5 separate regions of the Homo sapiens genome follow, and all the other regions are linked to region 4. Evidence: chromatin loops called from intact Hi-C (ENCODE). Cell type or tissue: endothelial cell of umbilical vein. All regions are shown on one strand. Each heading gives the region's core, and the rest is flanking DNA. Links, peaks and the distances in the headings are about the cores only. Region 1 has its middle 31 kb from the start of XRCC2. Region 2 overlaps ACTR3B (actin related protein 3B). Region 3 overlaps NUB1 (negative regulator of ubiquitin like proteins 1). Region 4 overlaps KMT2C (lysine methyltransferase 2C). Region 5 holds the start of KMT2C (lysine methyltransferase 2C).

Region 1 (6,260 bases), core at 910-4,909, 560 kb before region 4:
CTCAACAAGTTGTTCGCATGCAAGACACTAAACATTAAAGACTTACTATGTCCACAGAGACAATTAACCCAAGGCTAAAGCCTATTGTACGATGTCCAAAAAAAAGAAGTTAGAACAAAAGGCTTTTAAGACTCTTCTCTGCTGAAGCTTTTGGGAAGGTGCTGATTGCCATGGGGAATTAGCAGTCATTTAAGAGGAGTTGATGACATCAGGCTGAGTCACACTAGTCTGTGACACTAGTATGAGGTCATTTTAAACTAATCAAATGGGTGCTAGAGAAAGGTGCCATTTACCATTTATTACCTCAACTACCAACAAAAGGGCTGGATTTAGTTCATGGAAACCAAGAGCTTAATGAATCTGACTAAATAAGGAGGGTGGTGGTAATTGTGTCATTAAGGCCCTAATACTGAGAACCTGTCTACTTCTAAAATTGGCCCTAAGGCAACTTTTCCAAAGGTGATTCTATGGTCATTTAGAAAGCTTTCTGCTTTTTACGGTAGAGCTTTTCTTCTTGCAGTCACTGAAAAGTGGTTTCTGGGTTACTGGGAGTTTGTTCTGGGTCACTGGGAATGTTCATTATTGGTCTGCAAAAGTGTTGGTAATGCCCCTCAAACTGTCTCCCAACGGCAGATGTCTAATCAGCTAGTTCATGTGACTATATACAAAGAAGAAAACCTGAGGCTGATTCTATTGAATGGCTTCTGGAAACCAGTCTCATTTTCTTTTCTTTTCTTTTCTTTTTTTTTTTTTTTCTGAGACAGTTTTGCTCTTGTTGTCCAGGCTGGAATGCAACAGCGTGATCTCGGCTCACTGCAACCTCTGCCTCCTGGGTTCAAGTGATTCTCCTGTCTCAGCTTCCCAAGTAGCTGGGATTACAGGCGCCTGCCACTACGCCCGGCTAATATTTTGTATTTTTAGTAGAGACAGGGTTTCACCATGTTGGCCAGGCTGGTCTCGAACTCCTGACCTCAGGTGATCCGCCCACCTCGGCCTCCCAAAGTGCTGGGATTACAGGCAGTAGCTACCACGCTCGGCCCAGTCTCATTTTCTTACCATGCCATCACATCAGACGAGCACACAAGTGATTATAAGGCGAATCACTTGAGGTCAGGAATTCGAGACCAGCCTGGCCAACATGGTGAAATCCTGTCTCTACCAAAAAATACAAAAATTGGCTGGGCGCGGTGGCACACACCTGTAGTCCCAGCTACTTGGGAGGCTGAAGCAGGAGAAACGCTTGAACCAGGGAGGCGGAGGTTGCAGTGAGCCGAGATCATGCCACTGCACTCCAGCCTGGGCAACAGAGGGAGACTCTGCCTCAAAGAAAAAAAAAAGATAGTGCTGGTATAAACATGGTAACTGGAAAGGAGCCACTAAGTGATGACAAAACAAACCGTGAGGATGCACAGGCCTTGCTATCGTCACTGTGTGGTGACCCTGGCAGGTGCACTTCAACAGAGGACACGCGGCTGGGGTGCAGTGGCTCATGACTTAACCCCAGCACTTTGGGAAACCAAGTGGGGAGGATTGCTTGAGCCCAGAAGTACAAGACCAGCCTGCGTAACATAGTGAGACCCTGTCTCCACAAAAATAAAAAATTAGCCAGGCACGGTGGCGTGCACCTGTAGTCCCAGTTATCTAGGAGGCTGAGGCAAGAGGATTTCTTGAGTCCAGGAGTCAAGGCTGCAGTGAACCATCATTGCGCTATTGCATTCCAGGCTGGGTGACAGAGCCAGACCCTGTATTAAAAATAATAAAAAATAAAAAAATAAAATCAAAAGAGGACACAAACTCCTCTGGAGTTGGGAGGCAAAAGATGGGGCAGATTTCTGTTACCATTGCCAAGACTCTTTTTTCTGGGTAAGGTTTAGGGCATAGCACCAAACCAAAAACATAGACGATGGGCAGGAAATAGGCAGAAGAGAACAGAAGCAAAGGTAGCAAATTCTATTACATCCAAGACCTGCCACATAATTCACAGTTCCCTGTGCAAAATGAAGATGCATGTCCCCTGGTCAGAAAGCATTCAGAATTTCAAGATAGCAACTGAAGTCTTGAACCAAGTGTGGGACTCCTAAGCGTGGGGCCCGTTTGTATGGGTCACATACCCACAACGCCAGCGGAGGTTACGAGAGCCTGTGTCACCTATTGTGCTGTGGCACACACTGGGGAAAACAAGTATCTCATGTTCGCAAACTCAGTAGCAGAGTTCAGTAGGTTTGGCAACTTCTTAGAGTTAAAAAGAAGCTCCAAGAGAAAGAAAATCTCTTTTCTCCTATTTAAAATCCTTTAAATGTAAACTTGTGCCCTAGTGATGTGGTCCTCAGAAATGTTTCTGGGCTCACACGAAGTTTTAAACATTGAGGAAACTGAGCACCTTCATGCGGGGCATGCCTTTACCACTCCCGGGATGTCACGTCCACCTGCCAGGCTCATGAAGGCGTGTGAGTGTGTAGACCTGGTTTGAATCTGGTCACAAAAAGTCAAAAGTTCCTTGCTTGGGATCCATTTTATGATTACACTTTTTTTTTTTTTTTTGAGAGAGTTTCCCTCTTGTTGCCCAGGCTGGAGCGCAATGGCGCGATCTCGGCTCACTGCAACCTCTGCCTCCCAGGTTCAAGTGATTCTCCTTCCTCAGCCTCCCAAGTAACTGGGATTATAGGTGTCCGTCACCACACCCGGCTAATTTTTGTATTTTTAGTAGAGATGGGGTTTCGCTATGTTGGTCAGGCTGGTCTCGAACTCCTGACCTCAGGTGATCCACCCACCTCTGCCTCCAAAGTGCTGGGATTACAGGCGTGAGCCACCACGCCCCACAGTGATTAAACTTTTTAATCCATTGCTTGTGCTGGCCAGTTAATAGATATTCATATATACTGCAAAACCTCCCCTCCAACAAACCACAGCTTCACATCCAAATCCCTCAGGCAGTGTCTACCTTAGACACTAGGAGGCAGCGTTGGCTAGTTGTCTGTTTGCAAGGACACACGTCAAGGAATTTCTTTTTCTCTCTCTCCGTCCCACTTGCTGTGATCCCTTACTGTAAAAAGGTAAAGGGCCATGCTTAATTGTCTATCTCACAACCATTTAAATATATTAACTTTATGGGAGGACTGTAAAAGAAAAATGCAAAGGGACTTTTGACTGCCATGATTAATTTGGTTGCCTAAACCATTCAACCTAAACCCACTGTGTCAAATTCTAGTTTTAAGACCGGATGAAGGAGATTCTAGGGAATGACTGTATAAATACTGAATAAAAGCTCAAATTTTTTTTTCCAGTAAACTTGCAATGCAACGAAGCCCAGGGCACTAGCTTTGCCTAGAAGGGAGGGACATTTCCATTTGATTCCTATGGCCGGAGGCTTAACAGCTTTCTTTTGTTAGCAAAGCAAAGTAGAAGTGATACTGAAAGAAGCTAGTAATAGTCTAGCTTCCACTGCTATCTGCCCGAGCTTCAGCGATTCCACCCCCTCAGGGGCCACACCTCCCTGCAGGTCCCATTTCTGGGAAAAGCCGGCAATCTATGTCTTTTGGAAATACTCCCTGAGCTCCCAAAATGGGTTTGGAAAGAGCTATACATAGCTTTCTATACATTGGTCTCTATCATCTTATAGGATAATAAAGGAGATAATTCATGCACACAAATAACTATATGTAATGTTACATTTAGGGAAATACAATAATTTCACTGTCCTTGCCTTAGGATTTCCATTTAGGTAGGCAGAGATCCCTGTGGACAGGAATAATCTGGTTTCACAAAAGGGTGACACCTGGCCGGTGGCGGTGGCTCACACCTGTCATCCCAGCACTTTGGGAGACTGAGGCAGGCGGATCACCTGAGATCAGGAGTTTGAGACCAGCCTGGCCAATATGGTGAAACCCCATCTCTACTAAAAATACAAAAATTAGCCAGGCATGGTGGCAGGTGCCTGTAATCCCAGCTACTCAGGAGGCTGAGGCAGGAGAATTGCTTGAACCCGGGAGGCAGAGGTTGCAGTGAACCGAGATCATGCCACTGCACTCCAGTCTGGGAGACAAGAACGAAACTCTGCTTAAAAAACAAAAACAAAAACAAAAAACAAAAAAATACCAAGTGTGGTGGCTCACATCTGTAATCCTAGCACTTTTGGAAGCCGAGGTCAGGAGTTTGAGACCAGCCTGGCCAACATGGTGAAACCTTGTCTCTACTAAAAATACAAAATTAGCCGGGTGTGGTGGCTCACGCCTGTAGTCCCAGCTACTCGGGAGGCTGAGACTGGAGAATCGCTTGAAACCCCGAGGCAGAGGCTACAGCGAGCCAAGATTACGCCACTGCACTCCAGCCTGGGCAAGACAGAGCAAGACTCCGTCTCAAAAAAAAAAAAAAGAGTGAGGGGACAGGTGACACCTGAGAGGCTTTTCACTAAGTTCAATTGGCAGCAGGTAAATCTCTAGGAGCTGTGTCTCCAAAGATGAATTGGAGCACATTATAAAATATCTTGAATGCCAGGTTAGAAAATGTGAAGTTTCACATATGCAAATCAAAAGCTAGTTATGGTTTTTAGAAGAGAATCATCTGAGAAGTATCTTGAAAGAAGACCTGGCTGACTGTGTAAGGTAGAATAGATTGAAGGATGTACAAACAAGAAGGAACTTTACAAAAAAGTATACCAGAATTACCTCTGGAATGGGAGAGGCAAGGCTCAGGCTATTTGCATATGAATTTCAACTCTCTCTCAGGGTTGAGTGTCCATGGGCAAGCTGGTTAACCCCTCTGAGCCTGTTTCTCATCTGTAAAACAAGGTTAATAAAGGCATGAACCTCATAGAGTTGATGTGTAGATTACATAGATCATCTCTGTAAAGCACTTAGTACAGTGACTGGCATATAGTAAATGCTCACTAAATAGTTAATGATGATGATGACATTATGAGGAAACTGCAGTTCAAATACATTAAAAACTAAAAGAGGCAAATCTGGGACACAATCCCAAGTCTTCTGATTCAAATACAGTGTTTTTTACCCTTTGCTAGAAATGCAAAATGCTTATTCCTCAGTGCCACAAAGATATAGCACTCGAACATAAATTTAATTTTCTCAGCAAGGCAATTTTTACTTTCTGCAGAAAGGGTGCTTCTTGTAGATGGAACAATGGCAAGAGCACACCTGAACAGGGGAGGGGCAGGAGTTCTTATTCCTGACACAAGTAGCCCCTACTGCTGTGTCATTCCCATATTGGCTAGGGTTGGACCACACAGTCTAAGCTAATTCTGATTGGCTATTTTAAAGAGAACAGGAATACGAGCTGGAGTGGCAGGGTGAGTACTTTGGCAGGAAGGATGGTTAGGAACAGGTAACTAAAGGTGACTTAGGTTAAAGCAGGTGATCAGGGGACCGCTGTGAACTACTGGTTAGGACTGGTGGGAAAGTTGTTTACTGAAACTAGAAGGAAGGGGGCTAAGAGAACCAGGAAGTTAAACTTTAAAATGGAGAATCAAAGAATAAGAGAGCTGAACATACTGACATACTGGTTCTTTGAAGAGAAACTGGGGTTCACCATATGTAACACCCTTGCTCATGCATTTTAAGAAGTTAGGAAATTCCACCTGTCCTGAAATATCTCCTGCAATTTTGTGTCTTGATCTTTATGTCAAAGCACAAATTCTTTGATAAATACAAATCTTGAAGTAGCTACACTTGCATAACTCTGAGGAAGAAAGCCTAATTTATTGATTATTATTATTATTTTGAGATGGAGACTTGCTCTGTTGCTCAGGCTGGAGTGCAGTGGCACGATCTCGGCTCGCTACAACCTCCATCTCCCAGGTTCAAGCGATTCTCCTGACTCAGTCTCCTGAGTATCTGGGATGACAGGCACCCGCCACCATGCCTGGCTAATTTTTGTATATTTAGTAGAGACGGGATTTCACCATGTTGGCCAGGCTGGTCTTGAACTCCCGATCTCAAGTGATCCACCCACCTCGGTCTCCCAAAGTGCTGGGATTACAGGCATGAGCCACTGCACCCAGCAAATTTATTGATTATTATAGTTAGCCAGTTTCAGGTTAATGGAGAGTTTATATAGCTGGGGATTTATATTTTCTTTTCATTTAGTCCATGTATTTTCTTTTCAATTAGTAAATTTGATACTATCTATAAACATGCCATACCATAAAATGTATTGAAACTTTTTTCAATTTAGGTGTACTCTATATATTTTTTAAGTTGGCCAGGTGCAGTGGCTTGTGCTTGTAATCCTAGCACTTTGGGAGGCTG
Region 2 (6,260 bases), core at 1,253-5,252, 680 kb before region 4:
ATTCTGCACAAACTTGACAGCCAGGGCCAAGCTACACCCTTCTGAAAGCCACAGAGAAGAAATGATTATCCTAGTGACAAAGTGGTCAGGGACAGGGTTTCCCTCTTTGAAGAATAATCTTGCCGGCTATGGTGGCATGTTCCTGTAGCTACTTGGGAGACTGAAGCAGGAGGATCGCTTGAGCCCGAGAGGTCGAGGCTGCAGTGAGCTGTGATCACGCCACTGCACTCCAGCACGGGCAACAAAAAGAAGAATCCTCTTCCCTCCGCATTTTACATAATTTTCAGTGTGATACAGTGGGAAAAGCATGAGTTTTCAAAGATGCGGGAAACGGGCTTAAAAGCCAACCGTGCCACTTGGCAGCCACATGATCTCACCTAGCACATAACCCAGGCGCCTTTCGCCACCTTTTCCCAACTCTGGGGCTCAGTGTCATTATCTACTAAATAAGGGGCTCCATCTACATGGTCTCCAAGACCATCTCTGCTCCAAAACTTCTATAAAGTCCAGGGAGCTAAACTGTCAAACAAGAAAATTCCCACCCCGTGAGGAGCAATCTGTAACTGCTGGCAGTTTCCTCTGCTTTATGATGGGATTAAGATTGAACAGTGTTCCCTGCTGCTGCTTTCACTGATGAGGAGACACAGCTAATGTCAGGTGGGATTGAAGTGGGAAGGACATGACCCGCTAGCTTTCTTCATTTGCATACTCCAGTCTCTTTCTAGTTCCCCTTTCTTTGTACTTTGTATTAGACAAGTGTTTAAGAATATGCAGCAAAAACTGAACTGTAATTTGTTTACACCCTCAAAAGTTATCTAAACAGAAAAAAATTTTAATTATAAAAAAATCTTAACAGTAAAATTTCAAACAACTTTAAAACACAAAATGGAGAAAGTAAAAGTTATCCATCATTCCACCCCAAAGATATTTTATTTACTTTAAGAGTTTAGCATACATAATTCAAAAAATACGCAAACTATATATTTTATATAAAATGAAATATATGTAAATTTTACAAGTTCCTTTTTCACTTAATATATACTATAGCTATCTTTTCATCTGAATTTATATTGATTTACCTCATTCTTTTAAAAAGCTACATAGTATTCCACGGCACAGGTGACGCAATGCTGAGTGCTGTCAGTTGAGCCTGATTCTCTTCTCTGTACAATTCAGCGACCTGAGTCTGAGTAAGGCGAGTGAGTCATGCCACTGAGCTGACGGCGCGACTCACTCAAGCAAAGACTGATTAAAGGTGCAGGAAGGCTAATTGCCCATCACCTCCTGCTCACCATCTCGGGCTGTCAGTAGGATTTCTTTTTACTCAATAATCATATAGACTAGATTTTCCTCATTCCAGGTTTCAAAATTCCCTGAAATCTAAGAATTTTGAAAAAAATCATAATAATACATGAGCATATTCTATCTGACTGTCCCATTTTGGGCTCTAACTTCTATGTGATGACACCACATTGGCACCAAACCCAAATATGCATGAAACGAAACCAATGGAATTCACGGAAAGCATGGGGGAGGGCACCGCTCTTACTTTCCATCGATATTTGTGGCTAAAACTGTCCACCTTAAAATATATCTTGTCAGATAATAATAAAATATATTTACAATACTGAAATACTTCCAGTTGGCCGGGCATGGTGGCTCATGTCTGTAATCCCAGCACTTTGGGAGGCCAAGGCGGGTGGATTGCCTGAGCTCAGGAGTTCGAGACCAGCCTGGGCAACATGGTGAAACACCGTCTCTACTGAAATACAAAAAAAAAAATTCGCTGGGTGTGGTGGCGTGCACCTGTAGTCCCAGCTACTCAGGAGGCTGAGGCAGGAGAATTGCTTGAACCCAGGAGGTGGAGGTTATAGTGAGCTGAGATCGCACCACTGCACTCCAGCCCGGGTGACAGAGCAAGAGTCCGTCTCCAAAATAAAATAAAATAAAATAAAAATTCTAGTTAACTGAGTCATATTTCCATTTTCTCTTACAATTATATTGTCTTTAACAAATCCTATGAAACAGAAGGTGAAACAGGGATATTTACTAGTAATAGACAGTAATACCGTCTTCTAAGAATTATGGGCCTTTAATTGTGGAATGAAATCAAAGTACCTTACCCAGGCAGCTCATACCTTATACAGCGGGCGCCGCACATCGATGGGGCAGTTCTGTATTACTTCATCAACAACATCTGAGATGGACTCCATAAAGTCTGGGTTGGCAAACTGAATTGTGTATCAATATAAAAGAAACATTACACATTTCTCTCAAATAGAACAACATGCACACTTCTTTAAAGTAACTTTAACAAATATACAATTTATTATAACTTAAAAGAATTCACATTGGAATGAAGGATATGTCAAATGAATCCCATGTGACTACAAGTGCGTGGAGCGGTGATGACACATTTCTCCTCATGAGGTAAAATGTATGGATTTAGTGAAGAAAAAATACCAACAACATCACAGACAGACCACCCCCACCCCATGAATACACAGTGATTCAGTCTACTAAGAGCAGTGGAGAGTATGTGCACGATCTATGTGACACGCAGTGAGAAACATGACTTTGACATATCATTTGACAATATTCGTATTATGAGAAAATTAGTATATAAGGAAAAAGAAATAGGTTCAATGAAAGATTAATTAAACCTGGTCTAGAAGATGCAGGGAAGTGTTTTGTTTAATGAGAAGGGTTTGTTTAACATGAAACAATCCACATGATAATCATGTTATTGAATAAACAGCCATAGATTCAATTCCATAAGTTAAATAAGCTAAAGTATAACAAATTCAACTCAATTACATTTCATTTGAAATATTTTAAAAAATCAAAGTAAGCTTGAATGTGCACTCTCAGAGGAAGGAGGAGGATATTCAGTTGCTCACCAGCTGTTCACTGGACATTTGACTGTTCTATGTCCATTTCAAATCAACATATTAAAAGTGAGCATTCACTAGATTATCATTATTATTTTATTATTCAGATTACTAGCGAGGAACACATTCTATGCTGTTTCTCTGTACAAAATAGTCATATACACATCTAAAAACAAACAGCAGTTTGTAACCCACCTACTGAATATAAACTGAATTAGCCAGGAATATATACCAAAATATAAATAAAATGCATTATATGTAAATCTTAAAATGTGCCTCTTAATTACTGCTTTCTGCAAAAGCACTAATAATTCCTTATGACTACTAGTTAAAATGATGACATTTCTAATTCTTAAGATTATCTAAATAATAGAAATGCTGGCCTTAGACAGAAGCTTTACCTAACTTGCAGCAGGGAATAGAGCAGGACCAACTGTCCAGGGTTAAAATTAGAAGTTAGGAAGGGCAATCACCAAAGATAGAAAGGTTACATATTATCCCACTCTTATGCACAGGCAACCTCCATATAGGCCTTGAGAGTAGCTACTTGTAATGCTGGCATGTGACCACCCACAACCCTTGGAGATTACTTTTAATTCTATTGTCATCTATTGCTCCTAAAAGTCTTCCTATTTGTGGTATAACCCATCCTTAACTATTAAAACAGATAACCAGCTCTACGGAGAGGCAAACTGAACAATCTGTCAAGCAGACAAACTGCACAGGGGATGCAGAGAGACCGAATGACGGCCACCCTGCTCACAGGCCCTTCGCTGGGAACTGCTCTTTCTACACTCTGGGTGGCAGTATCGCTCCATCCCACACTTGAGCACACAAAAAAGGAAACATCTCACCTCCGGGTGAAAGAATATTTCAGGTCCCAGGAATCTTTCGTAACCAACGTCTATAACAAACTTCTTCTGGTTGATCGCATTGATACCCGTGTACTGTTTGATCCACTTCCGGGGATCCACATCATACTTGGCAAATTCCTTGACTATATCGGGGCAAATGTAACAGTATTTCTCCTGCATACACACACAAAGATGTTGCCAGGCATTAACAACTGCCCAGTGTCTCTGCCCTCAGACAAATAACCAGGAAGCCCATGAGCAAACACACCCTGGGATCAGAACCGCCCCCACCGTAACTCTAGTGTGGATATGCATCAAGCCTCACATTCCATCGTCTTTCATGTTAGACATGGTTACACTTGGACTTCGGACAGGTAAGTCTGCTTTCTCTGCAACTCAGCTATTAATCTCAGCCTTGGTCTATCCAATTCTATCGCTATCATATCTGAAATGATGTCTACAGGTGTCTAGAAAGCACCTCGTCTTGCCTTGTTCCTCTCAGATGCCTCCTATGGCCTGCTCTGGCACCTCACTGTGGTCCACACTGGACCAGCGGACCCGTGCTGCAAGCTCAACTACCGAGTGCGGCACTGTCTACACCCTAAACCTGACTGCAGCGGCTTCTTTGGGTCCCATTTGGGTCCCAGCACGCCACAAGCCGGGTGGCCACTGTCAACCTGCTGGTTGTTAATCTGGTGTGGAGCTGGCCACAGCACTGTCATCAGCTCCACTGACACCATCTCTTTGCCTAGAGACAGTGTACCTTGTTGACTGGGTATTCTAAGTCCCTCAATCAACACAGATTTATTGTCTAGGCACTTGGGATACACAAGGTAGCGAAACACACAGATCCCTGCCAAGATTACACTCTAGCTGGGAGTCAGAAAACAATAAGCAACCATAATAAGTAAATGACATGGTAGGTTATAAAGTGATAGGTCCCGGGGAAGAAAGGAAAAGCAGAGTCAGGTGGGAGGACTGAAGCCGCCAGGATGCTGCTGCTGCTGCGAGAGAAGTCGCTAACGATTCCCGCCCTGCACCGACAGGCAGCCTGAGGGATGCGAAGTGTTTCCTGGGTATCTGGTAAGATGAATGTTCTTGGACACCTTTGTGTTGATATGTGTCCTTAGAGCTGGCCTCCGCATAGCAGCAGGTGACCCCCAGATACTTGCTGCCTACGGGAAGCACGAGGTGGGCCGCCCAGCTGGCGCTGAGCACACCGTGGAAGGAATGGCTCTCTCAAGGACCTCCAAAGACGCTCTCGTGGTATTAAGTTTAAAGTTTCTTAGCATCCCTGAAACATATTCTAATGCCATCTTCTGGGTATCTTGGATATACTCTAGCGGAATTTTAAGAAGACTGACAGGCAAGAAGTGCTACACAACCCTGTGTTCTTTGATGACACAGAGAAACAGGGTCAGCTGATTACAACCTCAAATCTACCAAGACTGGAGACAAAGGCATTCAGTTCTCCTCACAGGCCTGGTCAACATCCTACAGCATCTCAGCTTACTTAACTCAAATGCTTGCTAGGAAATGTTTCCATTGAGTTGGGTGCAGAGTAACAGGCTTAACCTTAAGGTTCAGGATTCATGCTGCAAGGGTGGTGTGCTCACGTTACACACTCCCTCAGGCCTGTTCACAACCACAGAAGGCCATGGCAGTAAGGGGAAGCGGGGGGAGCTCTAAACCACGCCTTTCAGGATCTGTTCCTTCAAAGAGAGAAGTGAGGTGAGAACTAACAGGGCTACCCCACACAGCAGGGCCAGGGCAGCTGACTCGGAGGCTATGAACAGTCTCTTTTACTCCCAGCCTTCACAGGGGGGAGACACACAGTCACATCGAGCACATCAGCCCAGATTTCAGGGTCCAAATTGGAACCCCAACAGCCCGTGTGGAGAGTTGAAGGCCCAGCATGAGGGTCAGGAAAGCCCCTCCGTGGCAGTGTTGCTCAGCAATCCTGGCGGAAATAGGGAGGACTCAGACTCACTGGAGTGGACCCTGGGCGTCAATAACAAAAGGCTCAATTCTTTTTTTTTTTTTCTTTTTTGAAATAGAGACGAGATCTCGCTATATCACCTGGGCTAGTTTCGAACCCTGGCCTCAAGCAATGCTCCAGCCTCAGCCTCCCAAAGCCCTAGGATTATAGATGTGAGCCACTATGAAGGGGCTCAATTCTGACTTACATTTCTAACAGATTTGGAGTGGCAAGGGAGCTTGGATCAAATAGTCAAATATTCTTCCATGGAGGAAAGGCAAAGAAAGGAGAAGGTGACCCCTTAGGAAATATTTTAGTCTAAAAAAGAATATCTAATGATACCTCAGGAAACCTTCCCCTGAGATGGAAGGGACCACGTCTTCCCCACATCACCATTTCAGCGCTGAGAGCCCCCTTCCCAGGAATCTCTGGTCCCAGGTAAAGCAGGGCAGGTCATACCCAACTGCAGAGCCTGCCTCATGCCAGTGCCTCCTGACCTAAAAACACCTCGGGAATCATCTCTGGTGCTTCCTTTCC
Region 3 (6,260 bases), core at 1,308-5,307, 780 kb after region 4:
ACTGAATGAATCACCTAACCCTGAGACCTATCCTACTTCTGGACTTTTTACAAGTAAACGGCCAATAAATCCCACCACATCCCTTGTTTTGATGTTTAGGCCATTTTGGGTTTTTTGTTGTTGTTGTTGCTTTCAGCCAAAGGCATCGTAACTAACAACATCTGTTGGGTGGAAGAGGGAGAAGGATCAACTGCACTATATACACTGGTTTTTTTATTTGCATTTTCTCCAAGGGCTTTTAACTTCAGAAATGTACAAGTGATATGACTCCACTATACTTTAAAAGACCACCTCTGAGCAACAGCTCTTCCCATGTGTAAGATGAGAAGTACCTGTCCTGTGGCCTCTCGGCTGGTCACAGGCAGAAGTGAATGACATGAGTGTGACAATGTTTTATGAACTATAGTCTTATACAGTGATGAGAACTGTTTTCCAAATGATCTCATTTTAAAACACTAGCTTTCCAGATGCTAATAAAATCTTACTTCATTCTCAGTAAACTATCGCAAGAACAAAAAACCAAACACCGCATATTCTCACTCACAGGTGGGAATTGAACAATGAGAACACGTGGACACAGGAAGGGGGACATCACACTCTGGGGACTGTTGTGGGGTGGGGGGAGGGGGGAGGGATAGCTTTAGGAGATATACCTAATGCTAAATGACGAGTTAATGGGTGCAGCGCACCAGCATGGCACATGTATACATATGTAACTAACCTGCACATTGTGCACATGTACCCTAAAACTTAAAAGTATAATAATAATAAAATAAAATTAAAGGAAAAAATAAATAAAAATAAAAATAATAAATTCTTACTGGTAGTGGAGTAATAGTAAAGCAATAAATCAGTATCAGCAATGTTCATTTTTCTGTTAGTACTGAATTAGACCATGTAAAACTCAAACACACAGAACTCAACTTTTCAGCTGGTCGCAGTGGCTCACACCTGTGATCCCAGCACTTTGGGAGGCCAAGGCGGGAGGATCACTTGAGGTCAGGAGTTCGAGACCAGCCTGGCCAAATTGGTAAAACCCCATCTCTACTAAAAATACAAAAAGTAAAGCTGGGCGTGGTGGTGGGCACCTGTAATTCCAGCTACTTAGAAGGCTAAGGCAGAAGAATCACTTGAACCTGGGAGGCAGAGGTTGCAGTGATCACGCCACTGCACTCCAGCCTGGGTGACAGAGTGAGACTCTGGAATAAAAAAAAAAAAAAGAACTCAGCTTTTCAAAGTCTCTGCCTTTACCTACTCATTGACTTCTATAGCAAGACCCAAAGGACCACGATTGGACTAGGCAAGAGAGAAAGGTAATGACCACAGCTGGTGTTGTAAAAGGAGAAACCCTGTGACTGCTCACCACGGAATGAACCCACGAATCCACTCCCTCTCTGGCATCAGGTAGGCAAACAACCACGGGGCTTTCCTGCTCCCATCCAAATACCCCTGAGGCTGCTTTTTTCCTTCAGGATTATCCTAGTGTTTAGCAAAAAGGGAAACGAGGTAACATACATGTGAAGATTCTAGAGACTTCTATGGCTGGAGTTTACAGCTAGAAAGGACCTGTGAGATAATCTAGTACCAACTTCTTGTTTTGGCAAGAAGAAAAATGGCTCTCCTGCTAATATTCCACCATGACCGCCCTCTAGACCTCAGTTCTTTCACTGCAGAACATATTGGATAGAATAAGGATGCTTCCAACTCCAAAATTCTAAGGTTTTCTTTAATGTACTTAATTGTTTCAAATGATTATAGTTTTTTAACCTGTGCTTTCATAATATAATACAACTTGTTTCTATGATTTGACTTATGTTTCTAGGCAAGGATGCAATCCCCAACTTTAATAATGACCTCATGAAAAAACAATTTTGTTTTTAAAATGACTTCCAGAAATACACTATGGTGTTAAAGAAAGAGAGAGAGGGGACCGTTTGCCACCACAGCAGGAAACAAAACTAAGGAGACTGCAGCATGTGAAAAATGATCCAATTGAAAAAGACAAGTTTCGGCCAGGCGCGGTGGCTCACACCTGTAATCCCAGGACTTTGGGAAACTGAGGTGGGCGCATCACTTGAGGTCAGGAGTTTGAGAACAGCCTGGCCAACATGGTGAAACCCCATCTTTACTAAAAATACAAAAATTAGCCAGGTGTGGTGGCACACACCTGTAATCCCAGCTACTCAGGAGGCTGAGGCACGAGAATTGCTTGAACCCGGGAGGCGGAGCTTGCAGTGAGCCAAGATCGTGCCACTGCACTCCAGCCTGGATGACAAAGTGAGACTCTGTCTCAAGAAAAAAAAAAGGACAAGTTTCTCCTTCCTTCCCAATCTGGAGTAATAAAGAGTTCCTGGTTATTAACACTCCTGTGGGATTATCTTTTTTTGTTCTTTCATACCCAAGAGAGCTAGGGCATGTGAAAGTGGGTACCTCTCTGCGGTTGGTAATATGAGTGGCCGCATGATCCACGTTCCCATCACACGCCCTCAGGCCAAGCCGGGCTTCCTGGGCAGTAAACCCCAACTGCAACAAATTGTCCACTTTTGATGGATCAATATATAGCTCTTTAAAGAGCTGACGTGCCTAGAGACAGGGAAATGTAAGAATCATGTAACCACGGCAATACTTAAAGCTTAATACAAAGTGAAAGCCTAAAAGAAATTAGATTGTATCCAATGTGAATTAAAAGGCATCAGATTTTGGATAAAATCTCTAAACTAGGCCTGTTATTAACAAGTACAAATGGAAACAGACCAACACTACCTCTACTCACATAACTTAGCCACAGCACAACACGAGGTAAGAGGCTGGGTGTTGCAGAAGTGACTGGTAACCACTTTGTTTTTGCAACAAAAGCCCCCGAATTTCAGCTGTGCACGTGGCATTTCTCACCCTCCCTTGCAGCTGGGTGTAGCCAGGTAGTGAAGTCGAAGTCAATGGCATGCAGCCACAGCGCTGGGTGCAGCTGCGGGGTCATCTCTCCAGTGGCCTGCTCTGGACTCTCTCTTGCCCCCTCTGCTGGCTGGAAGAGGCACTGACAGGAGCAACCTAGGACGCCTCGCTGAGGCTGGCGGGCTGCTCACTGCTCCGGCCTGGCTCACCTCTAGACGGCAAGATGAGTGAGCCATAAACTTCTATCCAATTAAAGTCACTGTCTTTTTGAAGTCTCATTACAGCATCTGGCTGTACTCTAACATATACAAATATGTTTCTGGTTCAACATCTCCTGTGCACGGAGAAAGCACAGGCATGTTTCTCACAAGTCACAAACTACTAAGTTAAAATCCTTAACTTCTGGGAATGTTTTTTAAAAGGAGGTGAAAATTGGTTACAACTTTACTTTTCTTACCTTGTTAAGATACTCATAAGCCTCTACATCATTTCCACTGTGATAGTTTCGGATCCCTTGAAGTAAGTAGAGTCTTAGAAACAGTACCTTCTCTTTCCCACAATTTCCCTAAAATTATTGAAGAAAAAAAGGATAAAATTGCCTTATTTCTAATTACAGGTCTATAATACTCATCTCTGTCATTCCCTTGGTCTCCAGAGGGGCAACATGATAGGTATTAAAATGTCCATGGCTTCACTATGACTGACGGCAAAAGTGAAGCCCCCTCTTCCCCATCCCCTGTGGTATGATAACATTCCTCATGCCACACAGGAGAGTCAGTGTCAGGGCACCAGCCTCCAGACATGCAGCACAGTGGCCCTTCTGGTCAGCAGAGAAGTATGCAGAAATCCAAACCAGGTATCAGAGAGTCTGCATCAGCAGGATTTTGATGACTTGGGGAAATCAGAAAAATCCTTACTCGAGCCACAGCTCTTGAGCTGTGACTCATTCACGTAAACCATTACTGCTGAAATGTCTATTTTCTGCATTTACATCTTGCAAATTAGACTCTACCGATATAAAGAAGTCAGCAGCTCTCTCCTGGTCAGGGTGATCACTGATGGGGTTCTATGACTAGCAAACCATGTTCCTTTGGGCTAAATGCTCACACGCTAAGTAAGAGAGACAGCCAGATTTGTAAAACATTGAACACTTTATAAATATATAGTTTAAAAAGACTATACTGCATACTACTATCAAAATGAAATTACCTTCTGGCAGTAGTTCAAATACTTTAACAGGAATAAACACAAATGCTAGAAATGGACTCAACGAGACATAAGATGAATTCCAGGAACATACTTTTATGTGGACCAGTCTCTGATGATTTTCTCCGTAACAATTTTTAAAGCATTTCTGGGCCAAGTTTAATTTTTTTTCTGCATCATCAAGGCATTCCAGCTGTTCCAGGCGGAAGTAACACCACACTATATCCAGCTGGAGGACGGCGTAGTTATCCACTGTGTCCAGCAGCTCTCTGCAACACTCACTGGAAAGAGAAGGACAGTGACATCACTGCCAAGCAGCATTTGAAACATTTTTAGCATTTGAAACCTTTTTGTGAATGACTGGAATTCTTTCCCCGTTCTTGGTATATATTCAAAGGCTGACTGCTCTAAAAGAGAGATCCTAATGTTTAGGAAGGGAGCTGTGTTTATAATCTCATCCTTCTAATGGGGGAAAGAAAGAGAAATCAGAAATCAGGGCTTAGGAATCAAAGCTTACCACCACTTGCCCCAGGACACACATGCAGCCCCTTGATAGGAAGCAGAACCCAGGGCCACTGTTTCAGAGGCCCTCAGCAAATACGGGGAAGACCATGCTTTAAAGCTGTGACTTCCAATCCTGACTGCAAATCAGCATCACCTGGGCCAGAGCAACGTTCTTTCTTTCTTTCTTTCTTTCTTTAAGAATCATTGATCCCACCCAGACCAAACATAACAGAAATTTCTGGGGGTTGGGCCTGGTGGTTATACTGCCAGAGTCTCCCCAGCTGATTCTAGTGTACAGCCAGGGCTGAACACCACTTCTTTAAAGACACCAAAAAAATCCCTACGTACTATGAATGCCTCAGCTGATGACGGCTCTGACAAGGCATTCATGTTCAATCATATTCAAGCTGGGGGAAAAACAATCCAGAAAGCACCAGGCTCTAACGGCCCAGCTGATTTCTGAGGGCCTGTGTGCAGGCAAAATTTGACTCCGTATTCGTGGCAGCAGGCTGAACCCAGGCGCAGCAAAGGGAAGAAAGACAGCAACAGAAGTCAGTGTGCTCCAGGAGGAGCACTGACAAAGACAGCCATCAAGGTGACTAATTTTAAGTTATGATTACATTAAAAATTCCTAATGCCAATCTAGGTCTCAAGTCTTCAATAAGAACATTTGGAACCACACATTGTATATGAACAAGGTTTTCTCTCTTTATGTTCATTGGTGTTCTACTAAAAATAAGAATGCTCTTGTATAAAACTACAAAATCCACATGGCCTCAAGCTTCCTGTCCTGCCTATCAAAATATGCATGGAATAAAAAAAAAAGGACTTTAATTTTGTCATTTACTCTTTAAAACAGTAGTCTCCTAAAGAGGGCCCATGTACACAGTCCAGTTGTGGGTGCGGCAAGAAAAATGTATCACAGCAGTATTTTTATATTTATTTTCATCTCTCTCAACATTTCTAATTTCGTGAATGTTTGAGAACACATACACCATGTTTTACACACGTGTGCACGCAGACACACAGATGTGGAGCTGGGTGAGGGGTGCTTTCTCCAAATCTACGGCTCAGCCTGAGAACCTGCCTTTGAGAGAAACAGCAGCGCTTTGTGGATTGTGGTCTGATCTCACAGTCGTGTTGAGATTTCCTGCCTCTAGGCACATTCTGGTCCCAGTGACAGAAGACTCTCCTGCCACTCGCAGGAAAGCAATGGGCATGTGGCCGAACTTCTCCATCTCCTGCATGTTGCTTTAACAGGCTCGTTCATGTTTTACTAAGCATCAAGAGCGTGGGCAGAAATGGCCTCATGTCAGTTAAAAATAAAATCAATATGCACTTATCTCAAGTTTGACCCAGGAGTGAGTATTTATTTGTGCAGCCAAAAAAAAAAAAAAGAGAGAGAAGAAAACCAACAAAATGAACAAACACACAAAAAACCCAAAGCAGAGGTCTCATATTAGAGGGGTACATGTCATCCTTTTAGTTTTGAGAAATCAACACTTATTATTATATATAAAACTATATTTAAACCTGATCATTTGCTTGGGGCAAAGTGGTTTCTTAAAGCCTGGTATAAATTGCATTTAGAAGGCTGGGTGTGGTGGCTCACACCTGTAATCTCAGCACTTTGGGAGGCCGAGGCAGGAAAATCACTT
Region 4 (6,260 bases), core at 1,308-5,307:
GAGATTAACAGATGTGAATTTTAGAGTGGAGATAAGCTCTCAAGAAACGATGCTGCAGCGTTCTTATTTGGTTAAACAAAAAACACTGTTCCATTGTACAAATTATATTAGCTCTTCTGACAGCATTGTGAGTGTGTGTGTGTTTTTTCTTTTTCTGGTTTTAATATAGTTAGAAAGGGGATTGTCCCAGAAAGTGTAAGAGCAGAATATTCTCCAGAATTATGGCTTTGTGGAAAAGGCCTCGAAAGGACGCGGCACAGCTGCCATCACCCGCTCTCTATCCCTGTGCACCTTAGAGCATGGTCAGCTTCTGCGGTGCATGAGCCCCCAGCACTTACTGCTGACTCTCCCTCTGCCCCTCAGGTCACCCATCCTCTTCAGTCATACTGCTCAGCTTCTTGTCTTAACAAGAATTGCTTTCCGGGCTTGTGAATTATTTTTCTTTGTCATGGTTTCTTTATGTTGCCCAGGAATCCATTCCTTCATTGCCACAATCACCTATGAGAGAAACGCCTTCCAAAGCATTTCATCAGTACAGCAACAACATCTCCACTTTGGATGTGCACTGTCTCCCCCAGCTCCCAGAGAAAGCTTCTCCCCCTGCCTCACCACCCATCGCCTTCCCTCCTGCTTTTGAAGCAGCCCAAGTCGAGGCCAAGCCAGATGAGCTGAAGGTGACAGTCAAGCTGAAGCCTCGGCTAAGAGCTGTCCATGGTGGGTTTGAAGATTGCAGGCCGCTCAATAAAAAATGGAGAGGAATGAAATGGAAGAAGTGGAGCATTCATATTGTAATCCCTAAGGGGACATTTAAACCACCTTGTGAGGATGAAATAGATGAATTTCTAAAGAAATTGGGCACTTCCCTTAAACCTGATCCTGTGCCCAAAGACTATCGGAAATGTTGCTTTTGTCATGAAGAAGGTGATGGATTGACAGATGGACCAGCAAGGCTACTCAACCTTGACTTGGATCTGTGGGTCCACTTGAACTGCGCTCTGTGGTCCACGGAGGTCTATGAGACTCAGGCTGGTGCCTTAATAAATGTGGAGCTAGCTCTGAGGAGAGGCCTACAAATGAAATGTGTCTTCTGTCACAAGACGGGTGCCACTAGTGGATGCCACAGATTTCGATGCACCAACATTTATCACTTCACTTGCGCCATTAAAGCACAATGCATGTTTTTTAAGGACAAAACTATGCTTTGCCCCATGCACAAACCAAAGGGAATTCATGAGCAAGAATTAAGTTACTTTGCAGTCTTCAGGAGGGTCTATGTTCAGCGTGATGAGGTGCGACAGATTGCTAGCATCGTGCAACGAGGAGAACGGGACCATACCTTTCGCGTGGGTAGCCTCATCTTCCACACAATTGGTCAGCTGCTTCCACAGCAGATGCAAGCATTCCATTCTCCTAAAGCACTCTTCCCTGTGGGCTATGAAGCCAGCCGGCTGTACTGGAGCACTCGCTATGCCAATAGGCGCTGCCGCTACCTGTGCTCCATTGAGGAGAAGGATGGGCGCCCAGTGTTTGTCATCAGGATTGTGGAACAAGGCCATGAAGACCTGGTTCTAAGTGACATCTCACCTAAAGGTAACGTCTGCCGTTCACATGCTGTGCAGTGCTACTTACTCTGATGTCAGGCTAATGAATGTATTTTGTCAATTTTCCATGTTTGTCTCATGTTAGTTTTATATTTTATAATGTGTATTTTTCATTTACAAATGCCAATGTTTGTGTTCTCACACCTTGCTCTCTTTGCTATACAGTTGTCTAAACACTTTCATAATCAATATATCTTTGAACATACGAGTTGGTGAGGTAAATCCGAGAATGATTTGTAGATAAAGGTTGCCTGTCATTTGCATTGGGGACCTCCTTTTTCTTTTTCTTTTTCTTTTTTTTTTTTTTTTTTTTTGAGACGGAGTTTCTCTTTTGTTGCACAGGCTGGACTGCAATGGCGCGATCTCAGTTCCCTGCAACCTCCGCCTCCTGGGTTCAAGTGATTCTCCTGCCTCAGCCTCCCGAGTAGCTGGGATTACAGGCTTGCGCTACCATGCCCGGCTAATTTTTATATTTTTAGTAGTTTTTAATTTTGTATTTTTAGTATTTTAGGGTTTCAGCATGTTGGCCAGGCTGGGCTCAAACTCCTGACCTCAGGTGATCCACCTGCCTCAGCCACCCAAAGTGCTGGGATTACAGGTGTGAGCCACCGTACCTGGCAGGGACCCCCTTTTTCTTAAAGTCAGTTTCTAGAAGGCAGGAATGACATCTAAATCATACTGTATACATTGTCATAAGACAATGTATAGGAACATCAGATATTACGTAAGTTTAGAGATGGAAATTAAACACTTAGTTTGGACCTCCATGGTTAAGTCTAGATTGTCACTTTTGCTTATGTAGAAAGTACACAAACAAAAGTATGTGGAGCTGCTTTCTTAAGTTTAGCACTTAAAAAAAAAAAGTCTGAAAATACTCTAAAGATAATTCCAAAGAAAATATCAATTTAACATTTTAATTTAAATCTGAGGGGAAAGGAACATAGCTATAGACATTACCAATTAGACTAATCATTTTAAAATCTGGTATGTTATATGGCCACTATGAAAGTAAATGAACTGTTTGCATGAATTTCAGTTACATTAAGTTTTTTCACTTTAATGTCCTTAATCTATTATTTTCCCCAAAATTTAGGTCTTTAAAAAAAATTGCTGCCATTTAATAAACAGGTTCATTAGATTATTACCAAACAGATTTATTAGATTATTGCCCAACAGGATTTATTTGGAAATTAGTAAATCCTTGTGAGTGGTTATTCTTCATTTTGCTCTTGTTTTTTATACTGTATCCTATTTCCTATAAAAATTATGTTTTTGTCCCTGTGTAGGTGTCTGGGATAAGATTTTGGAGCCTGTGGCATGTGTGAGAAAAAAGTCTGAAATGCTCCAGCTTTTCCCAGCGTATTTAAAAGGAGAGGATCTGTTTGGCCTGACCGTCTCTGCAGTGGCACGCATAGCGGAATCAGTGAGTGTCTTGGTCAGGCTTTGAGATTGGAATTGCTTTCCTGATTCAGTGTGACCACTTGAACACATGCTGTAACATTTGTGGCACTCTTCAGAAAGTGACTGAGCCTGTGCATTAACCCGTTTCTCTTAGAGGAATAAGGCATTGGTGATTAATCGGGAGAGCTCAGCCGTGTTGGTATTCACCCAGTTGAGGTAGTTAACCAACTTCAGGTTCTCTTCCAGGCTGGAGGCAAGCAGGGGTGAAGGACACCAGGCTTGTCACATCTTCTGGGTGTGCTGGATGGGTGAGGACACTCTCCTCTTCCCTTGCCTTTCTGAAGTTTCTCCCACCTCAGAATGTCAGTGTGCCCATTTCCTGACACTTGGGTATTTATGGCCACTCTCCTGCCCTCTTCCTAGGATGAAGTCACTAGAGGGCAGTAGATCGCAGCAGCACTGATTTCTGTCCTCTCTTGACATTTCTTTGCTTAAAAGATTACAAGCCTGTTTGTCAGTGAGTCTAACTGAACCATATCTACACAATAGTTTTAGAAAATTGTATGATTCTAAGGCATTGTTTTCAAGAATAAAAATATCATTGGTGTGTTTTCTTTGGACAGGCAGAGGAAACCCCAAAAGCCACTGAGTAATGTGCCTAATTGTTTTCTTTGGAATCGCCCTGCCTAAATGATACTTATCTTTTATGACTACAGAGAAATAAATTTCACAAGCAATGTATTCCAGAAAAGACCTTTAACATGTAAATGACTTTGAGTAAAGCTTGAGTTAACACCTATGCTTTATGCTCCCAGGACATGGAGAGCGATAACCTCATCACATCAGAGTCAAATTGAAAGGAGTGAGAAACGATCAAGAAAGAAACCATATAGATGATTTTTTAACTGTTTTTAATTGTAAAATTCCAGACAGAGATATAAAAGTTGGCATTAATACAGGGGAAAGAACTCAATGCGAATCATTACATGCCCTGTGTTTGTGGGTATTGTGTGTTTCAGTCAGGCCCTGAAATCACACAAGCGTGTATATTGGTCAGCCAGTGTTTGTTGCATGGGCTAATCTTTTTCTTCAAGGAGCATTTGGCAGGGTTTACCTAAGTTTGGCTTTGAAACTGAATTTGCATACTCATATTTAAGTAGATCTACCTGCAGGCCAATAGTGTTAACATAAGCTAGAAGACCATTTTATTATCGGGGAAAACGCTGATGAGTTATTTCTGTCGTGGGCCATCCTTTGACCAGCTTGAGATTGTCTGTAGTCTCCATCAGATGGGGTGACTTTGTGTCTGCTTTGCTTCTTTTCAGCTTCCTGGGGTTGAGGCATGTGAAAATTATACCTTCCGATACGGCCGAAATCCTCTCATGGAACTTCCTCTTGCCGTTAACCCCACAGGTTGTGCCCGTTCTGAACCTAAAATGAGTGCCCATGTCAAGAGGTTTGTGTTAAGGTATTTTGTTTTAACTTCACATAGTACAGCCCAGGGTTTCTAGGCGTATTAGTGGTTTCCTGTGCTTGATTTGTCTGCTGCTTACAAACCCTGCTGTCTGGCTGTGTATGTGCCCAACTACATAAGAGAACTCGCCGTGTGTCTCTGCTAGGCAGCTTTCCATGTATGTTTCTGTCAGTAAGAATCTGAATTAACCTGGTTTTGGGCATTACTCAGAGGTATCTTCAGTTTTCCTTGTATTTTTTTCCTGTTGATATGCCATTGTCTGCAGGCCTCACACCTTAAACAGCACCAGCACCTCAAAGTCATTTCAGAGCACAGTCACTGGAGAACTGAACGCACCTTATAGTAAACAGTTTGTTCACTCCAAGTCATCGCAGTACCGGAAGATGAAAACTGAATGGAAATCCAATGTGTATCTGGCACGGTCTCGGATTCAGGTGAAGAAATACTTTGTGTACAGGAAGTGGAGAGACAGGGTGGAGTCTAGCAATCTGAAGCTATTGATGTCCAGTATGTGAAAATGATTTCACATAGCTGCAGGGACAGAAACGTGTTTTCAAAATCGTATCAAATCCTGTCCCTTGGTAACACTAGGGATTTAATATGTAGTCTTGGGACTTGGTGATTGGCTTCCCCAAAGGGAAAGCAGACCAGTGGAATCCACATCTTTGCATCTTGTTGAGAGCTCCTGGGAGGCAGGTAGCATTGTAATTTGCACACACTGGATTTGTGGAGTGCTCAGTAGAGCTGTTTCAAGCACTTGAGAGAAATACAAATGAAAATATTTTCCAAAGGTACACCAATTTTGGAAGTTACCTTATCTTTTGGAAGCTACCGTTTCATGAAATCAGTGCATGTTTTTTGGTAGACTGTGGACTATCTTACAAGTAAGGCCGTGTATAGGCTAAGCATTTAAGTTTACACCTATAGTCCATACTTCCTGAGCTGCAGACCCAAATATCCAAATGCCTGTTCAGCATTTTTCTCCTTGGATGTCTCAGAATGGAATTACAAAGCTCTTACTTTGTCAAACTTGTCCAGCTCCTAAACCCCGCCATCCTACAAGCTCCTTGCTGAGTGATGTTACCGTTTGTGTACATTGGCCTCAGTACTGCCAGATTAAACCTAAAGCATCATCGAGTTCTGTTTTCTCCTAAAAATTCTCTCAGATCCACTCTTAGGTTTACCAGCCCTATCTTGAGCCACATATCACTTGCCTGTACCACTGCAGGCCTGGCTGTCTCCTCCCATCCAGTTCCCTCTCAGCAGCCAGCAAAGTATCTTTACCCTATAAACTGGATCAGCGTTCCTTTGTCTATACTCATTCAGATTCTTGTTCCTTTGTTGGAACCCTTTTACTCCTCACTAGAAGTTTGTAGGATCTTCTCTTTATTGATATTTGGACATTTCACAGAACTACACCTCAGTGGAGGTCTTTTTGTTGATTGCTTTCCTCCCTTGATGAGCCCTTTCAACCTGGAGCATCGTGACCTTCCGTCTGAGAAATGTGTTTTGTATTCATTCTTTTGCAAGTTCTGCCCCTCTGTTTCCTCTGTGTTTGCACTAAAACCCCTGAGATTCAGGATCTCACAGTGTGGACCTGAGACTAGAAGCAGCAGTGTCACCTGGGAGCTTGTTAGGATGTGCAGGTTCGGGGGCCCCAGCCCAGCCTCACTGAATCCAGCTCTGGAGGTGGGGCCTCCTGGATGATTCTCATGCATGTCAGAGAGTAATTTCTGTCTTATATCCTTTCTCCCCTTCTGTTCTTTGTTTCCTTGTCTCTCTGT
Region 5 (6,260 bases), core at 743-4,742, 290 kb before region 4:
ACAACATTTAGTAGTGAACCTGTGCATTCTAAATAAAGACAATCACATGTTATAGGCCTTCAATTAGTAAGAATGAATATTGGACTATGAATTTTTATTCACTGTCACTTGTTTGCTAGATGCTTTGAGAATCTTCCTTGCCTATATTTTTCTGAGATGTTGGTTTTTCTTTGTCAAAGATAACAATGCTCATTCCCTCCCCATTAAAAACTACATATATATATATATATATATGATTAGATGATTACTACATGTGCTTTGAAATATTCAAATATTTTAGACAGTAAAAGTCCCTTGTAATTCACCCCTTTGCAGATGATTGGTTAACAGGTTAGTACACATCTACCTAAATTTAAAATCCCATATTTAACATGTATACTTATTAGAAAGTACACATTCTAATATTTTTCTGTTGTATTTGGTACTGTTTCCAGATGCTCCTGCCTTTTTGCTTTCATAATTTTGAAGGACCTCAGCTCCCTGCCTCCTAGATTTTTGCTACTGTGGTCTCAGAGCTGTGTAATTTGGATGACTGAGACGGAAAAACCTCTGGAAAACCTTTATTTATGTTGAATAAGTATTCCTTGAATCCTTCCTCAGCATCCTGGGTTATATTTGATTTGCTCTGTTCATGATAACTTCATGCCAAGGAGACTGCTATCAGCTCTCTTAAAACAGATCCCAACTCCCTGCTCATAGTGGCCAAAGGAATGGAGATTTCAGGCTGAGTTTACTTACCTGCATCATCATCTATCCAGAAGCATCCCTGCACAAACCTCTGTTTCTACCCTTCCATTCACTCGGCTCACTTTTCTGCTCTTAGTACCCTTTGTTTCTTGTGAACTCTCCAGCAGGAGTGACTTGCAATTTGTATCCACTGACACTTAAGTTCTCAGAAGTGCTGGAGAAGCGTATGGAAGTAAATTATCCTGATGTATAATTTTGTACATGTGAAACTCACCGTGGAAGTGCCTATTCTAATTTCAGTACGGAACACAGCTAAATATTTGGATCAATAATCCAGTTTTGAAAGCACACTTTATTTAAAGTACAATGTGCTGAAGAAAATGAAAAAAGAAAGGGTGCTTTCAAATTTGTACTGAGTAAACTTTCACTAGATCACATCATATGTTTATCACTAGTCACATATATGTTGTATTTCTATGTGTAATCGTCAGGCACTTTTAATTTCTAGTTTGCATTTACCATGCCAGCCTCCTCCTCAATCCCAAATTTCCTTTGGTTATAAATTTAGTAAATTTGAAAGAGCCAGCAGGGATTAAACCCTGAAGGTATTCAAATGACTATCTGACGTTATTCCTCATTTCAGCCATTTCAAAAAATTATGCTTTCATTTAGAATAGGCTCTGGGAATCAAAGTGTGTGTATTTTGCCCAAGTAGAAGACACAGTTTAAAGTTAACATCCTAGCTACTAGAAGGGAAAGCAAACATCGCTGGAAAAGGAGCCTATTTTTTTTTACCTTACACTAAAACTACACTGCGAAGATCAAAAGAAATCAACATGAGAGTGTGCCTCTTAACGCTAGGCCCAAAGTAGATGCTTATTAAATGATAGTTTACCCCAATCCTTCACAAATGGTTGATAGGTCTTACTATTTCCCCCCATTCAAATCTAGAATTTTTTCACTCTCATAAACTAATCGATAGTGAATGGAAAGCACAGAATAGATCATCGTCCAAGTGTTAGGTATTAGCCTGAGAAATCCAGAATCCCATATTTGTAACTGTCCTTCTTGAGAAAGTGCATTTTTCAGGCGGATTCTAGCCCCATTTTTCTTTTTACCATTTTTACATATTATGAGAGGTGGCTTAGAAGTACTTCGATTTTTGCCTCTTCATCACAACACACTGAACGTTAAAATCAAGTGGTTGGGTTTTTATTGGCTTATTTTGTCTCTAACCGTTTTATTTCTCGAGCTGTCATCGTTCTTTTCGTCTTACATCCTTATGAACCTTTTCTGGATTAAAAAAAATGACGTTATAATAAGGAAACTAACTGGCGTTGGATTCGAACGAAGTTGACTCCATTCCTTTTCCTCCCCGTAGTGTGGGCGCTACGAGGAAAGACCTCGGCGAGAACCAGCGAAGCCCGGGCTGCCCTCGCCGTGCGGGCGCACATTTGCTCCTCGCGCCGGGCTGCGCCGGGCGACCGCGGCCGCCTCGGCGTGTGTCCGCGGCTCCCTCCCGCCCTCGCCCGCAGTTCCCCGATCCCGATCCCGGATCTCTGGGTCCACAGCTTGGCTACCTCCCGAGCCGGAGCCGGAGCCGGAGCCGGAGTCGCGGCTGGGCCCGGCCGCCGCGTCACAGGGGGAGGGAACCCGGGGGGGAGGGGGAGGGGCGGTGAGGTCAGCGGCGGCGGCGCGTCCGCGGGCGGCGGGAGCGGCGCATGCGCGGAGCGAGGCCCGTGAGTGGCAGCGGCGGCGCGCGGGGGGCGGGCGAGGGGCCGAGTGTGGGGGAGCGGGCGGGGGCCGTCGAGGCGGCGGTGTGTGGGCGCGACGGCTGCGAGTTGGAGAGGTCTGTGGTGCGGGTCGCCCCGGGGGATCCCCGGCGCGGGCCTCGCGCGACGGCCACGGTCGCGCGGCGTGTGTGTGGGGTCCAAGCACACCCGCAAAACTTCCTCCTCCCCTGCTCCGGGAGAGCGAGCGAGCGTGTGTGAGAGAGCGAGTGTGAGGAGCGAGCCGCGGCCCGGCGCCCAGCGCCGCCACTGGAGCAGCTGTCAAAACTTCGCCGCCGCCGCCGCCCGGGCCTGACGGGCCTGACGCGCGGGGGAGGGGCGGCCGGCCGGGGGCGCGACCCCCTCGCCGCCCCCGCCGGGCCCCGCGGCCGGCCCTCCCCGCGCCGGGCCCCTTTCTCCTCCTGCCGCGGGCGGCTCGGGGGAGGGGCCGCGGGCGGAGACCCCGGGGGCCGGCGCCCCTCACGCCGCCCGCCCGCCCGGCTGCCCCGCCCGCCCGCACCCGCCGGCCCCGCCCGCCCCGCACCGCCCGCCCCGCCCGCCGCCCCCCGCCCGGCCCCTGCGCGCGGAGGTGCGCGCGCCCGCGCCGATGTGTGTGAGTGCGTGTCCTGCTCGCTCCATGTTGCCGCCTCTCCCGGTACCTGCTGCTGCTCCCGGGGCTGCGGGAAATGCGAGAGGCTGAGCCGGGGAGGAGGAACCCGAGCAGCAGCGGCGGCGGCGGCGGCCGCGGCGGCGGGAGCCCCCCAGGAGGAGGACCGGGATCCATGTGTCTTTCCTGGTGACTAGGATGTCGTCGGAGGAGGACAAGAGCGTGGAGCAGCCGCAGCCGCCGCCACCACCCCCCGAGGAGCCTGGAGCCCCGGCCCCGAGCCCCGCAGCCGCAGACAAAAGACCTCGGGGCCGGCCTCGCAAAGATGGCGCTTCCCCTTTCCAGAGAGCCAGAAAGAAGTAAGTTGAGTGCGAGGGAGCCAGGCCGGGAGCCAGCGGCGGCGCCGGGCCGGAGCTGTCACCGGGCGCCCGCCCCGCGGCCTCCGCGCCCCGGCGCCCCCCGGCGGGGTGGGGGCGGGGCGGGCCCGCGGGCGGTGGCGGCTCCCGGCCCCGGCCCCGCGCCCCTCGGTAGCCGCCCGCGCCCGGCCTCCCCCGCTCCGCGCCGCCCGCCCGGGCTCCCGCCGGCGCCCGGCTCCGCACACTTTACTTTTCAGTCGGGCCTTTTCACTGGGTCTTCTCCGCGACTCTTCTTTTGGAGAAATTTCTCGTAGCCGCGTCTTGGCCTAGCTGGATCATTGAGAAAACAAGCCCGGAGCGCGCCCAGGTAGTCCCCGGACGGACTCCGGGCGAACCGCCGAGCCGTCGGCGCTCGGGAAACTCTCGGAGCTGTCAAAACGCCCGGGCCAGGTGGTCTCGGGGCGCGGGCTGGGGGCGAGAAGAAAGCGGCCGGGCGAGTGCAGCTTTTGTTTGTCAGCGACTTGCTCCTGGAACTTTTCCTGGTCCCAAACCTGTGTTTTCTTCTTTTGATGATATATTAGGAAGCCATTTGACTTCTTCCTCCCCCCTCCCCCAACACCCAGCACCGCACTCCCGGGCTCCGAAAGCACAAGTCCTGTGGGATCCCCCAGCTTCGGGGAACGGCCTGCCTAAGTTTTGGAGACGTAGCCAGCGTCCCCTCGTAAGGCAGAATACCAAGAGCACTTATTCGGAGAGAGTGCAGATGTAAATGTCGCTTCCCTCGTAAGTCTTAGCTGTAAGGGGCTTGGGAATAGGGTCGCCTGCCTTTGAGCGTACAGTAGGGCTGGACCCCAGCTTATTAGAGGACCAGAAATGTCTTCTTACAGAACGGTTATTTGACGGCTTTGCTTGTAAATTAAGACACCGTTTTAGTGCCAGCGAACTGCTCGGCTTCTGTGGCTCTCGCGTGTGCCGTGGAAGAACTGTGAATGTCTCTCGAAGTTGTAGAATGGCGTGTGTGCTTACTCATTTCGTGAGATGATATTCTCATTGAACTGTCGGGAGTGGAAGGGTGCGCTGGGACGTGAAGGAAGCCAGCACGTTTATGGATAGGCTGTTTCTTTGGTTCGGGTGCATTCACTTAGTAATAGTATTGTTGTTTGGTGATTTGTAGTAAAAATAGTAGCGTGAACTGAGGCATAGCAGAGCTGGGTTGTGGGAACCCATTGAGCTCTTGACTTGAATGTGCTCTTTTCTTGCCCCGCTGTCCTTTTACTATGAAAATGATTCAGGGCCTTCAACTTGCCTCCATATTTTATTGCCAGCTGTTACCTAGCTATGATAATCGTGAGGGAAGCAAGTACAGGATGTGTGTACATTATTACATTAGCTTGTTCGTGATACAAAGTTAGGACTTATTTATTATGCCACTTGCGTTGTAATACAGTGGCAAGTATAAAATGCCCTTATTCTGTATTAACTGAAATTTGTAGAAGGAAGTGGAGGTTTAAGTAATTTTTAGACATGTAAGCCACTTTTTTTTGCATCCTTTAAAGCAACTCAGGACAAGCCATATTGGGGTTTTACCTTGATTGCCTCCCATTTCACTATTTGCAAAGCATTTCTTCATCTCTTACTGAACATTAATTTGCAAGTATTGTTTTAAATTTGCATTTGAATTCTTACTCCAGAAAGATTAGATCTATGTTGTCACACCCCACACCCCATACTCCTGTAAGGGCGTGCTTGTGCACGCGCACACGCGCACACTCACACGCACGCGCACACTCGCACACACCCTACTTTTGAAATGAGCTCATTTGTATTAGTGCAGCTCCTGAGTGCACTGGACGATTAGGGTATTGCCACTTTATTATTTTAATTCTGAATCTCATGAAGAAATAGGCAGCCTTTGGAGAAGATAAAAAATTTCTGCTGAATAACAGTATAATCTAACTATGAAAAATCAAAACTTTTGGAAATATTTAGAACAAATGTAAGTCTGTAGAGAGCTTTTTCTTTTAGATTTGAAAACTAGTACTGCTTTCTTTATAGGAAATTAAAGTCTACTGGTAAATTTGACGGGTCTAAACTTTTTAGAGCGTTTTTTTTGAAATTGTGTCTTTTGAAGGGAATGGAATCTCCAGTTGTTTTTAGCAACATGTAAATGGAAACTAACATATGAATTGGAAAGCAAAGAGGTTTTTGAATTGTGTATCTCTATACTGTATAAGAATCCATGCAGAAAAGACCCTGTAGTTGGACAGTAAAGACCCTGAAAGTGAAACTTATGTGTAACCAGTGTAAATTAGGTTTGTAACCAGTGAAATTATGTGAAATTGCAAATAATTCACCTGAGAAATGAAAATTAATCTTCTTTGCTAAATCTCATAGAGATATTTTAAGTTGCTAATGTTACTTAGATGTTCATTAACTTAGTGAGTTACATTAAGTAGAGAAGATGCCTTTTTTTTTTTTTTCTGGACGAAGTCTTGCTCTGTAGCCCAGGCTGTAGTGCAGTGGTATGATCTCGGCTCACCGCAACCTCTGCCTCGTGTATTCAAGCGATTCTCCTTCCTCAGCCTCCAGAGTAGCTGGGATTACAGGTGTGCGCCATCGCACCTAGCTAATTTTTTGTATTTTTAGTAGACACAGGGTTTCACCATGTTGGCCAGGCTGGTCTTGAACCCCCGACCTCAGGTAATCCACTCTCCTCAGCCTCCCAAAGTGCCAGGATTACAGGCGTGAGCCACCGCACCCCGCTGAGAAGATGCCTTTTGACAATGAAGTGGATTTATGTATTTATCTTTGGCTTAAAAAAACATGCACCACCAATTACAC

The links. Hi-C counts contacts between places; a loop is a spot of excess contacts. Peaks named below come from ENCODE experiments on the same cell type or tissue, not always from the same donor. Only the 100,000 strongest peaks of a DNase experiment are listed, where the experiment ranks them.
Region 1: it touches region 4 in a loop (8-fold over the local background); 8 of 110 quality-filtered maps call a loop at or near these places.
Region 2: it touches region 4 in a loop (29-fold over the local background); 3 of 110 quality-filtered maps call a loop at or near these places.
Region 3: it touches region 4 in a loop (7-fold over the local background); 2 of 110 quality-filtered maps call a loop at or near these places.
Region 5: a loop joins it to region 4, with 3 times the contacts of the local background. A loop is called at or near these places in 2 of 110 quality-filtered maps.

The regions. Positions count from the first base shown.
Region 1 is chr7:152,703,817-152,710,076 of GRCh38, reverse strand. No RefSeq gene overlaps it. Among named protein-coding and RNA genes, the nearest start is that of XRCC2, 31 kb to the right of the region's middle. RefSeq lists an enhancer at 3,005-3,084 and a silencer at 3,377-3,553. In endothelial cell of umbilical vein, for the core only: a CTCF peak has its summit at 2,945 (motif pointing right); a DNase peak (open chromatin) is centred at 2,956.
Region 2 is chr7:152,821,001-152,827,260 of GRCh38, reverse strand. ACTR3B (actin related protein 3B) reads right to left here. Exons shown (of 12, transcript NM_020445.6): 8 at 3,746-3,919; 9 at 2,139-2,231. Among named protein-coding and RNA genes, the nearest start is that of ACTR3B, 64 kb to the right of the region's middle. In endothelial cell of umbilical vein, for the core only: CTCF peaks have their summits at 3,494 and 3,695; no DNase peak of the experiment used is centred there.
Region 3 is chr7:151,365,058-151,371,317 of GRCh38, reverse strand. It overlaps NUB1 (negative regulator of ubiquitin like proteins 1), which reads right to left. Exons shown (of 15, transcript NM_001243351.2): 9 at 4,193-4,379; 10 at 3,350-3,457; 11 at 2,431-2,583. It also overlaps a transcript of WDR86 not described here. Among named protein-coding and RNA genes, the nearest start is that of NUB1, 26 kb to the right of the region's middle. In endothelial cell of umbilical vein, for the core only: a CTCF peak has its summit at 3,015 (motif pointing left); a DNase peak (open chromatin) is centred at 3,017.
Region 4 is chr7:152,143,363-152,149,622 of GRCh38, reverse strand. KMT2C (lysine methyltransferase 2C) reads left to right here. Exons shown (of 59, transcript NM_170606.3): 52 at 471-1,590; 53 at 2,888-3,024; 54 at 4,328-4,470; 55 at 4,742-4,910. Among named protein-coding and RNA genes, the nearest start is that of GALNT11, 120 kb to the right of the region's middle. In endothelial cell of umbilical vein, for the core only: a CTCF peak has its summit at 3,442 (motif pointing right); a DNase peak (open chromatin) is centred at 3,692; H3K27ac peaks cover 793 bases.
Region 5 is chr7:152,432,788-152,439,047 of GRCh38, reverse strand. KMT2C (lysine methyltransferase 2C) reads left to right here and starts at 3,045. Exons shown (of 59, transcript NM_170606.3): 1 at 3,045-3,422. The coding sequence starts at 3,262. It also overlaps the pseudogene FABP5P3. RefSeq lists silencers at 2,029-2,368, 2,409-2,698, 2,789-2,838, 3,219-3,278 and enhancers at 3,759-3,988, 4,029-4,078, 4,549-4,618, 4,929-4,978. In endothelial cell of umbilical vein, for the core only: no CTCF peak of the experiment used is centred there; DNase peaks (open chromatin) are centred at 2,267 and 4,227; H3K4me3 peaks cover 2,858 bases; H3K27ac peaks cover 2,545 bases.